Linked DNA regions of Mus musculus: region 2 is linked to region 1. Evidence: chromatin loops called from intact Hi-C (ENCODE). Cell type or tissue: heart. All regions are shown on one strand. Each heading gives the region's core, and the rest is flanking DNA. Links, peaks and the distances in the headings are about the cores only.

Region 1 (4,844 bases), core at 319-4,318:
GGTAGTAGGCAGAGGCAGGCTGGGTCACTGTGTGAGCTAATTCTCTGCTGTTTGCTTTTCTGCTCTGTTGGTGGAGGTGAATCCAAGACATGCTTTCAAGAGTGCTCACATAGCAAAGGGTCAGAAAAACATGTCACCAGCCTTCACTGTTAATGGAGATGTGGGCATATCTTCACTTCACATTTAAGAGATTGACAGATATCCTCTGAATTACCAACAGAGTGGCACTGTCAGCCATGGAAATAGAAAAAGTAAGGGAAAGCCCTACCCTATCCCTTCTCTCACGACACCTGGGCTTCCACACTCCCCAAGGAAAGCAAGACAACAGACAGGGTTGGGGCGGGCAGGTCAGGCTCTGTCCTCACCCTGTGGTTGACTACTGGTGTTCATATGAAGTACACCTGTCTGTAGTCATCAAATTCGGATTCCAAATCTTGGAAACTTTAGTTCTGGGGTGTTTCCTAAGAAACACCAATTTTCTGTTGGAATTCTCTAGTCATTTCACAAACATTTTCCTCTATAAAATATGATCATTCATACTAATGTCCCTATCTACTCATTTAGGGATCTAGACTTTTAAATTAATGGACTTATTATTGCATTTTACTTCCTTTTGTTTTGCAATATTGGGAATTGAATCCAGAGCCTTGTACATGCTAAGTGAATGCTCTCCCATGGGGCTATACCCCAGCCTTACATCATTTGTATATCAGTATATTTCCCCCTTTGGCCATATTCTCCCAACTTTGCCTATCTAATAACTTTTATTGTGGGCTGAACATTAATAACTATAGATGCACTGGACACTTTTGGATAACGCTCATGTCTCACCAGACACACTTCCCACTTCTCTTAGGCAGGCAGAGTCCGGTGCTGAGCACTTCAGGCTAATTGGTATTGGAATTAGGTTTTTGGTTGCTTCAATCGCAGTAAGAGTCCAACCTTTCCTGGGTTCTGGTTCTCTACCACCTCAGTGCTGACAGACAGGGAGATTTGCTTCATTTTGGAGAGTATGGGAGAGGTCCTTAGCTGTCCCTCCCACCCACCTCCACATCCTTCTTTCCCACATAAACACAACGCAACTTCAAATTATTGGAAAATGAGAAGAGCAGTGTACATGCGAGGCAAGCCCTCTCTCACGGGCTTTTAAGTACTAGGGTTCCTGGGAGATCTTAGTGAAGCACAGCCCCCTAGGTCCTTAGCAGAGCCCCAGAATCCAGATGACTTATGGGAAAGACTAGTTGTACAATCAGAGTACTTTAACTGTCTAATCCACTTTGTAAGCCTCTTTTGATTGACAAAAGCTTGCTGCTTTCTCTCACATCCAAGTTCCCCTGCCTAGTTCAAGCCAGCCTGTGATGGTCGCCAAATCAAATAGATGACTCTGAGGCAAAAACAAAAACAAAACAAAAAGCCAGCGATTGTAGTTTCACTCTGGAAGGTCCCCCAGCCTGGGGAAGTCCAACTCCTTCCACCTTACTGCATCTGTGCTTCTTAGTTTGATTTTTAGAATGTGATGGTCCATGCCTGTAATCTCAACACTTGTTGAGCTGGGGCTGGAGGATCAGAAGTTCAAGATCAGCCTCAGCTACATGGTGAATGCAAAGGCAGGCTAGCCTACATCATCTCAACAAAATGATGATTTATGTCACGTATCCAGGTTTTCCTAGTTGTGACGGTGGGGTGCTGGGCTGCCACGGTCTACTATATCCTACTAAGGAGCAGAGGCTCAGTATACTCTGCCTGCATGCAGTCAAAAGAGTCCCAGGCCGAGGAGCACAAAGAAGGAGGCCCGATGAGTGTGTGAATTGCAACATGCTACCGAGAACCTAGGACAAAGCTGTCCCTGCAAAGCTGTGTGCTGGAACAGTGAATGTGTGCAAAGTAGGCCACAGGCTGAAGAACTTGATGTCAGAGACCCAACAAGCTGAGTCATGTAGTGTGGTGTCTGAGATAAGGTCTGGGGGGTAGAGGGGGGGGTTGTCTTTCCAAAGCACTTTGTGATAGTGATCCAATGACCAGCCACTTATCTCTGACCTTCCCACAGGAAAGCCTGGGATCTGGGCCTGCTTTCCTCACTTGGGTTGTCAGCTAACTTCAGTTTGGTAGACTGATGATTGGTACTTGGCAGATCTGGGGCTCAGAGGGTGGGACCCAATCCCACAGCCTACTGTCACTCCTCTGGAGTCAGTTATAAATAACTGTTTTCAGATTAATTAACAATAAATATTGTGAAATCATTATGACAGAGTTCTTTTTTTTTTTCTTTTCTGGATTTCAGATGTTCCAGCCACCCATGACCCAGACCTCAGGTTCTGTTCCACTATGGAGGCTACAACTTGCAATGGGTCAGTAGATGGCTCTACCGTCTTCTACCTGGTGGGCATTCCCTCCCTGCCAGAGCCCTTCTACCTCCCTGTCTTCTTTCTTTTCCTTCTGTTCTACCTGCTCATCCTGGTGGGGAACGCCCTGATCCTGGTGGCTGTGGTGGCCGAGCGCAGCCTCCACAAGCCCATGTACTTCTTCCTAATCAACCTCTCGGCTCTAGACATCCTCTTCACCACAACCACTGTCCCGAAGATGCTGTCCCTGCTCCTGCTGGGAGACCGCTTCCTCAGTTTCCCTGCCTGCTTATTGCAGATGTATCTGTTCCAAAGCTTTACCTGCTCAGAAGCCTTCATCCTGGTGGTCATGGCCTATGACCGCTATGTGGCTATCTGCCGCCCTCTGCACTACCCCGTCCACATGACCCCACAGACAAACACTGCACTGGCAGCCAGTGCCTGGATCACCGCCCTCCTCCTGCCTGTCCCAGCAGTGGTAAAGACCTCTCAGATGGTATATAATGACATTGCCTACATCTACCACTGCTTCTGTGACCACCTGGCTCTGGTCCAGTCCTCTTGTTCTGACACTACTCCCCAGACGCTCATGGGCTTCTGTATTGCCATGGTGGTGTCCTTCCTCCCCCTCCTCCTGGTGCTCCTCTCCTATGTGCGAATCCTGACGTCAGTGCTTCGGATCAACTCCAAGGAAGGGCGTTCCAAAGCCTTCTCCACCTGCAGTTCCCACCTCCTGGTGGTGGGCACCTACTACTCGTCCATTGCCATAGCCTATGTGGCTTACCGAGCTAACCTGCCCTTGGACTTCCACATCATGGGGAATGTGGTCTATTCAATTCTCACCCCAATCCTCAACCCTCTCATCTACACTTTGAGGAACAAAGATGTCAAAGTGGCCATTACCAAAATTGTTTATCTCAAAGGCATGATGTGAATGTTTGACCTCTCAATGCAGCTAACTCTGGCCCCAGGATTCCAACTAGCTATGTTTAGCTCAGAGAAAAAGACTCAGAGTGGTCCAGTGCTCGGAGTAGAATCCGGGTAATGACTGCAAAATGGCCAAATTAATGAATGTAATGTTGTATAATAATCTTCATAACTTGGTTCATGGCTTTTCCTCTGTGGAAAGAGATAATGTTAATCTTTATTTTTTATAAGAATCTAAGCTTGTCTAAAATTTTCACTACTGGATAATTCAAAAACATTTACTAAAGAAAAAAATTTGCAAGTCAAGAAAGAAAAAATCTGTATAAGAAATGTGTGTGTGTGTGTGTGTGTGTATGTGTGTATGTATTTTTGTGAGGTTTTATTGTTATTTCTGGGTTTTTTGTTTGTTTGTTTTTGAGACAGGGCTTCACTGTATAGCCCTGGGTGTCCTGGAACTCACTCTGTGGACCAGGGTGGCCTTGAACTCACAGAGATCCACCTGCCTCTGCCTCCTGAGTGTTGTGATTAAAAGCGTGCACCACCACACTGCAGCCAAGCAAAGTATATTTTAAAAATTGGAAACTAGAGAGATGGCCCAGTGTTTAAAGCACTTGCCAATCAGTCATGAGGGCCTGAGTTTGGATCCCCAGAATCCACCTAAGTCCAGATGTGTAGCCCTCATTTGTAGTCTCAGTGCTTCTACAGCAAGATGAGAAGTAGAGACAGCCGAATTCCTCAGGCCAGCTAGCCTAGAACACGCCACACACAGCAAACAAAAGCTCCCATGTCAAAGTGGAAGGTGAAGCCTGACATGGGACCATTGTCCTCTGCCTCCAAGGGCATGTCTGCAACCATACAGAGAAACGTGAAAATTCACATAGATCATGTACATGCAAAGATTTAAAAAATCTTGGCAAAAAGACATCCTATCAAAAAAACAATACCAAAGAATAGACATGTGAGTGGGGATGTAGCTCAGCGGAAGAGCAGAAATCACCCATTAAGCTTAGCTTCTGTCACACAATGGTTTCTCTAATCCACATCTCGAAACTCTTCAAAGTCCCCACACCAATCTATTCCAAAGGTTTAAAAACTACGTGGTCATATTTAGGTAGAGCAAAACCTCTACACTTGTATTAGTCACTTTTCTTATAACTGTGGTCAAAATTGCGGAGAGAACAGCACGAAAGCCAGGTTTCTCTTCCTCGTGATTTCTTTTTTTTTTTTTTTTTTTTTTTTTTTAAAGATTTATTTATTTATTATATGTAAGTACACTGTAGCTGTCTTCAGACACTCCAGAAGAGGGCTTCAGATCTCGTTATGGATGGTTGTGAGCCACCATGTGGTTGCTGGGATTTGAACTCCTGACCTTCGGAAGAGCAGTCGGGTGCTCTTACCCACTGAGCCATCTCACCAGCCCTTCCTCGTGATTTCAAAGGATCACTCTGTGGCTACTCTGCTCCGTGCACTTAGGCGGAAGAGCACAGCAGTGGGGATAGGAGGAAAACGAGGCTGCTCACCTCTTAGCAGACAGGAAGCCAAGCAGGGGCAAACATGAAAGGATCAATACAAGGC
Region 2 (4,844 bases), core at 582-4,581, 52 kb after region 1:
AGTTGTATCCCAGAACCCACAGAAAAATATCTTGGCACAACACCACGTGTCTGTAATCCCTGTACTGGGGAAGCAGAGATAGGAGGACCTCTGGGGCTGGCCAGCCAACCAGTCCAGCTCAATTGACAAGTTCCTGGTTTGGTGAGAGACTCTGTCTCAAAAAATAAGGTGGATAGTGATGAGAAAAATACCAAGGTTGACCTCTGACCTCCACATACAGCCACACATAAAGAATAAATTTGGATCCTTGTACATTACACACAAAATGTATATAGTATGCATAAAAGTATAATATAAATAGGTATAATATTTAAAATATAATATAGGTATTATATTTTAAATATTATACCTAATATTTAAATATTATTTTATAATATTATTTATAATATTTAAAATATAACATATACACCACATAGAAAAATAAAGCTCAAATAGATCGAAGATCCAATGTGTAAAGTAAAACCATTCAGCTCTTAGCTGGAAAACAAGTGCGTTCTGATAACCTAGGATCGTCTCTTAGATATGGAACTAAAATAACAAATGAAGGTAAATACAAAGGAAAACTTAATATTGTTAAGATGACAATACTGTCATCAGAATTTTACAATATTGTGCTTCAAAAGTCACTGTGTGGAAAGTGGAAGATGGAGCACTTAATGCTCCACCAGAGGACCAGTGTGGGGTCAGGCAGCTCACACGCAACTCCAGCCACAAGGACTTAACACATTCTGCTGACCTACATGGGCACTTGCACACATGTGCGTGCACGCACACACACACACACACACACACACACACACCGTAAATATAATTAGTTAATTAAAATGACAACACACAAAATGAAGGAAGTACTAAAACCGTGAGAACAATTCCCACAGTTAAGTAACAGAGACTGATCTAACAATGTCTAAATGGGTAAGGAACCTGATTGTGTATTTCTCCAGAGAAAATACACAACAGCCAATAAGCACTTGAAATGATGCTTGATATCATTAATCATTAGGAAAATGCACAGCAAGAATACGAGACACCACTTCACACTCACCAGAACCTCTGTAGTTAATGACAGAATGTGCTGGGAGACCAAGCAAGGAGGGCAGATACAAGTTCCCCACCAGTGTAGGCTACGTGATGATGAGTTCTAGGGAAGCCTGAACTACAGCCTATTTTGGTGAGGATGTAAAGAAATGGAACCCTCCTACATCACTGATGGGTACGTAGAAGGCACAGTCATAACCAGAAACCACATAATGCTTCCTTAGTAAGTTAAATCCAGCAATGCACCCTGGGTAAATTCCCAGAATAGTGACCACAGGTGCTCACTGTACACTGGGGCTGGGGAGACAGCGAAGGTTAGAAAGTGCTTGTCTCACAGCACAAGGGCCTGAGTTTGATTCTGAGGACCCACAGAAATATACCAGCTACAGTAGTTTATGCTCATTCCAGTGCTGGGGAGACCCAGGCAGGAGGATCCCTTGGGCTCGTTGTTCAGCCAGTACAGCTCCAAGCCAATGAGAAAGCTAGTCTCAAAGGAGGTGGATGGCATTCCTGAGTATGACATCAGAGGCCATCCTCTGCCCACTTCTCACACGCATACATGCTTGCACATGAACACACACACCAATAAAAATGTGTGCATCAAATGTTTATGAGAACACCATTCAAAATAGCCAAAAGAAACCACCAAAATGACAAATCACTAAATGATATAAAGATAAAAATGTGAAGTCTGTGCACCCTGGAATATCACTCCACTATGAGAAGGAATGGAATTCTTATATGTGACATCACGTGGAGAACCCTTGAATGGATTTGTGAAATAATCCAGATATGAAAGGACAAGCATTGCATAAATATATATAGGAAGCTTCTAAAACTGGCCAATTCATGAGACATAATATAGATTAGGAATTATCACAGGCATGAGAGGAGGAGAGATGACAGGGAGTTGTGATTTACTGGCTAATAATTTCTGTTTGTAGTCATGAGACTTCTGGAAATAGTGGTCATGGTTGCACCACATGTCAGTGTAGTTAATGCTGTAGAATCAAATACTTAAAATGATTAAATCTGGGGCTGGAGAGCTGGCTCGGTGGTCAAAAGTACTTCCTGTTCTCCCAGAAGTCTGTGGTTCAAATCTCAACACCCATGCTAGGCAGCTCACAGCCACCTGTAAGTGCCCCCTCCATGGGATCCAACGCCCCCTTCTGGCCTCTGAGAGCCCCCACATATTCAGACATACCTACACAGAGACACACACATACACATAAATAATAATAAAATCTTTTTTTAAATTATTAAAGTGGCTACTGTTGTATCTAGGTTTAAAAATGAACCATGTAAGCCATGATGGCGGTGCACGCCTGTAAGCCTGGTGCTTGGGAGGGCTGGGGAAGGAGGCAAGAGAGTTCAATACCACTCCTCCTCAGCCATCTAGTGATGTGAGGCCAGTGTGGGCTGTGTGAGATGCTACTTCAAAAACAGATTTTGACAATGTAATATACAAAAGGCCTGTCCTGAATTGTATACTTTAGATGAGTGAGTTGTGTGGTGGGTGATTATGTGTCAGTATAACTGCTTTAAAAAAAACGGAAGTGGAGTATTACATTTATTCAAATAAATGAACAGCATGAAAGAATCCAGATGCATTCTGGTAAGTGATTCAAGCAGGACACAAAAGACATGTCACATGGTGTCATTCACATGAGATACCCAGGGTTGATAAAATAAAGAGCCGGGCTAGTCACCATTGCCTGGAGCTGAGGGGAGGTGAGGGGGAGGGGGTGACTGTTAATGGATGCAGAAAGTCTCTGGTGGGGAACATAAAAAGGTTCTAAAAGTAATTCTGGGCCTGGAGAGATGGTTTGGCTGCTAAAGGCACAGCCTGCTCTTGCAGAGGATCCTAGGTGGGTTCCCAGCTCTCACACGGAGACTCAAAACCTCCTGAAAAATTCCAGGAGACCCATCCAGTGCCCTTTTGGACTCCACAGGCAACTCCATTCACACAGGCACACACACCTCACCCCAGCAAACGCATAGGCTAGCAACTAAAATATATATTAAAAATATAAAGGCTCATTTGACAATGGCTATACAATTCCATGAATATATTAAAAACTAAATTCATACTTCCAATGATGAATCAGGTGACTGTACATGAATTCTAGCTCAGTATAGCTGTTTATTAAGGTAAGGTTATGGGAAGGCCCAGCCTAGGGCTTAGTCCCTAGCTAGTGTTTGATACAATCCAGTTACCATGGAGATGAGGGTGATTCTAAGATGATGACATGTACTTCACACAGGGCAACTCTTAAAGCATGGAAAACATCCCAGGTGCTCTTGGCAGCCACGTGTTTGCTGGGGCTAGTGCGCCCATCTCCAGAGACCCAGGCTCACTGAGGACAGAAGGACCTGACTCCAGCATGGGCACCAATGTTTACCTCCCTGCTGTCTGGCTCCCAAGCTCCCTGCTGCTTTAATTGGCCCCTGAAAGGGAAAGATGTCTCATTGACAGGCCCTAATGAATCCCTAGGAATATGGGTCCTTGCATTCTCCACTCCCCAGTTGCTAGTTCCAGACAAGCAAAGAATTTTTCAGGCTCCCGGAGGAAAGCTAGGCCTTGAGAGACAGCCACATGTGTGGTCTGAGCTGACTGGTAATTAGACCCAAGAGAGCCTGCCTCATGATGGCAGACTCTATGCTTCGTGCATGGTGCACTAAGGAAGAGTGGCATAGAGTCACTTCCTCAGCTCCTGTGGGAGAGTTCTGGCCCACACCTTCCTTCTTGCCCAAAGGCATCTCTGTTCAATCCCTGCTCTTTGGCTTATGGCTCTGAGGCACAGACTGGGCCACTGCCCACTCCTTGAGATTCTGAGCTCACAAGGACCAACTCATATACCTCTTCTCACCCTTCAAGGCCCAAGACAGACACGTCTCTATGACATCCTAGCCAAGTGTGAAGCCATTGCACTGCCTGAGCACCTCTGCTTTACGGCTCCTGGCACTGCAGGCCTGGAACAGAGCTGGCCACACATGCTTCCTGCTTCCAGGTAGACCACAGAAGCACAGAAGCTGGACGTGAGGAGAGAAAGCCTCAGGCTCCATTTGGTCCTCGCTATCCTTCCTCCTCAGTCGTGACATGCTGCCAGAAGCTGTTCCTTTAAAACTGGTGCCTGAAGTCAAATACTAATAAAATGACAAAGCCAAACATCTGTTTTTCTTGACTCCAGGACTCCTCCGGGCCTTCACTGTGCTAACTGAAGCTGCCCATCTGTTAGAGGCGGGGGTGGGGGGTGGGGTCTTAAGAAGCTGGAGGGATGGCTCAGCAGTTAAGAGCATGTGTTGCTCTTCCAAATGACCTCAGTTTGACTCCCAGCACCCATGTGAGGCAATTCACAGCTACCTGTAACACCAGCTCCAGGGAATCCAAACCCCTTGCCTGCAGACATCTGAACTCAAGTGCACACCCATGCACACATGAACACACACACACACACACACACACACACACACACACACACACACACACCTAATGCAAAGCTTTTAAAGAGGAAGGTCCTTAACTATTAGCTACAGAATCTTTCCCCCCCTCTTAAAATCTTATGGGACCAGGATAACGTGAAATCACTGGAAAATTCTGACCTAGAGATGAATGGGGCAGGGGAACCAAACTGAACTCAAGGCCAGTAAAATAATTAAACGTTTAGATGAAACTATAAACACTATCAGAAAATGAAATAAAAGGAAAATGTCAGCAGTATCTTTGGACCTCCAAGCCTGGAACTGAGCCTGGCCCACGGTGATGTAAAGATTGGTGAAATGAATGGAGGGTTTCTGATATCACA

Evidence for each region. A loop is a pair of places that touch in the nucleus more often than their neighbours do. Peaks named below come from ENCODE experiments on the same cell type or tissue, not always from the same donor. Only the 100,000 strongest peaks of a DNase experiment are listed, where the experiment ranks them.
Region 2: it touches region 1 in a loop (2.1-fold over the local background); 4 of 42 quality-filtered maps call a loop at or near these places.

The regions. Positions count from the first base shown.
Region 1 is chr7:99,732,820-99,737,663 of GRCm38, forward strand. It overlaps Olfr520 (olfactory receptor 520), which reads left to right and starts at 2,326. Exons shown (of 1, transcript NM_147063.2): 1 at 2,326-3,276. The coding sequence starts at 2,326. The coding sequence ends at 3,276. In heart, for the core only: no CTCF peak of the experiment used is centred there; a DNase peak (open chromatin) is centred at 2,002.
Region 2 is chr7:99,784,500-99,789,343 of GRCm38, forward strand. No RefSeq gene overlaps it. Among named protein-coding and RNA genes, the nearest start is that of Olfr521, 20 kb to the left of the region's middle. RefSeq lists an enhancer at 3,206-3,986. In heart, for the core only: no CTCF peak of the experiment used is centred there; no DNase peak of the experiment used is centred there.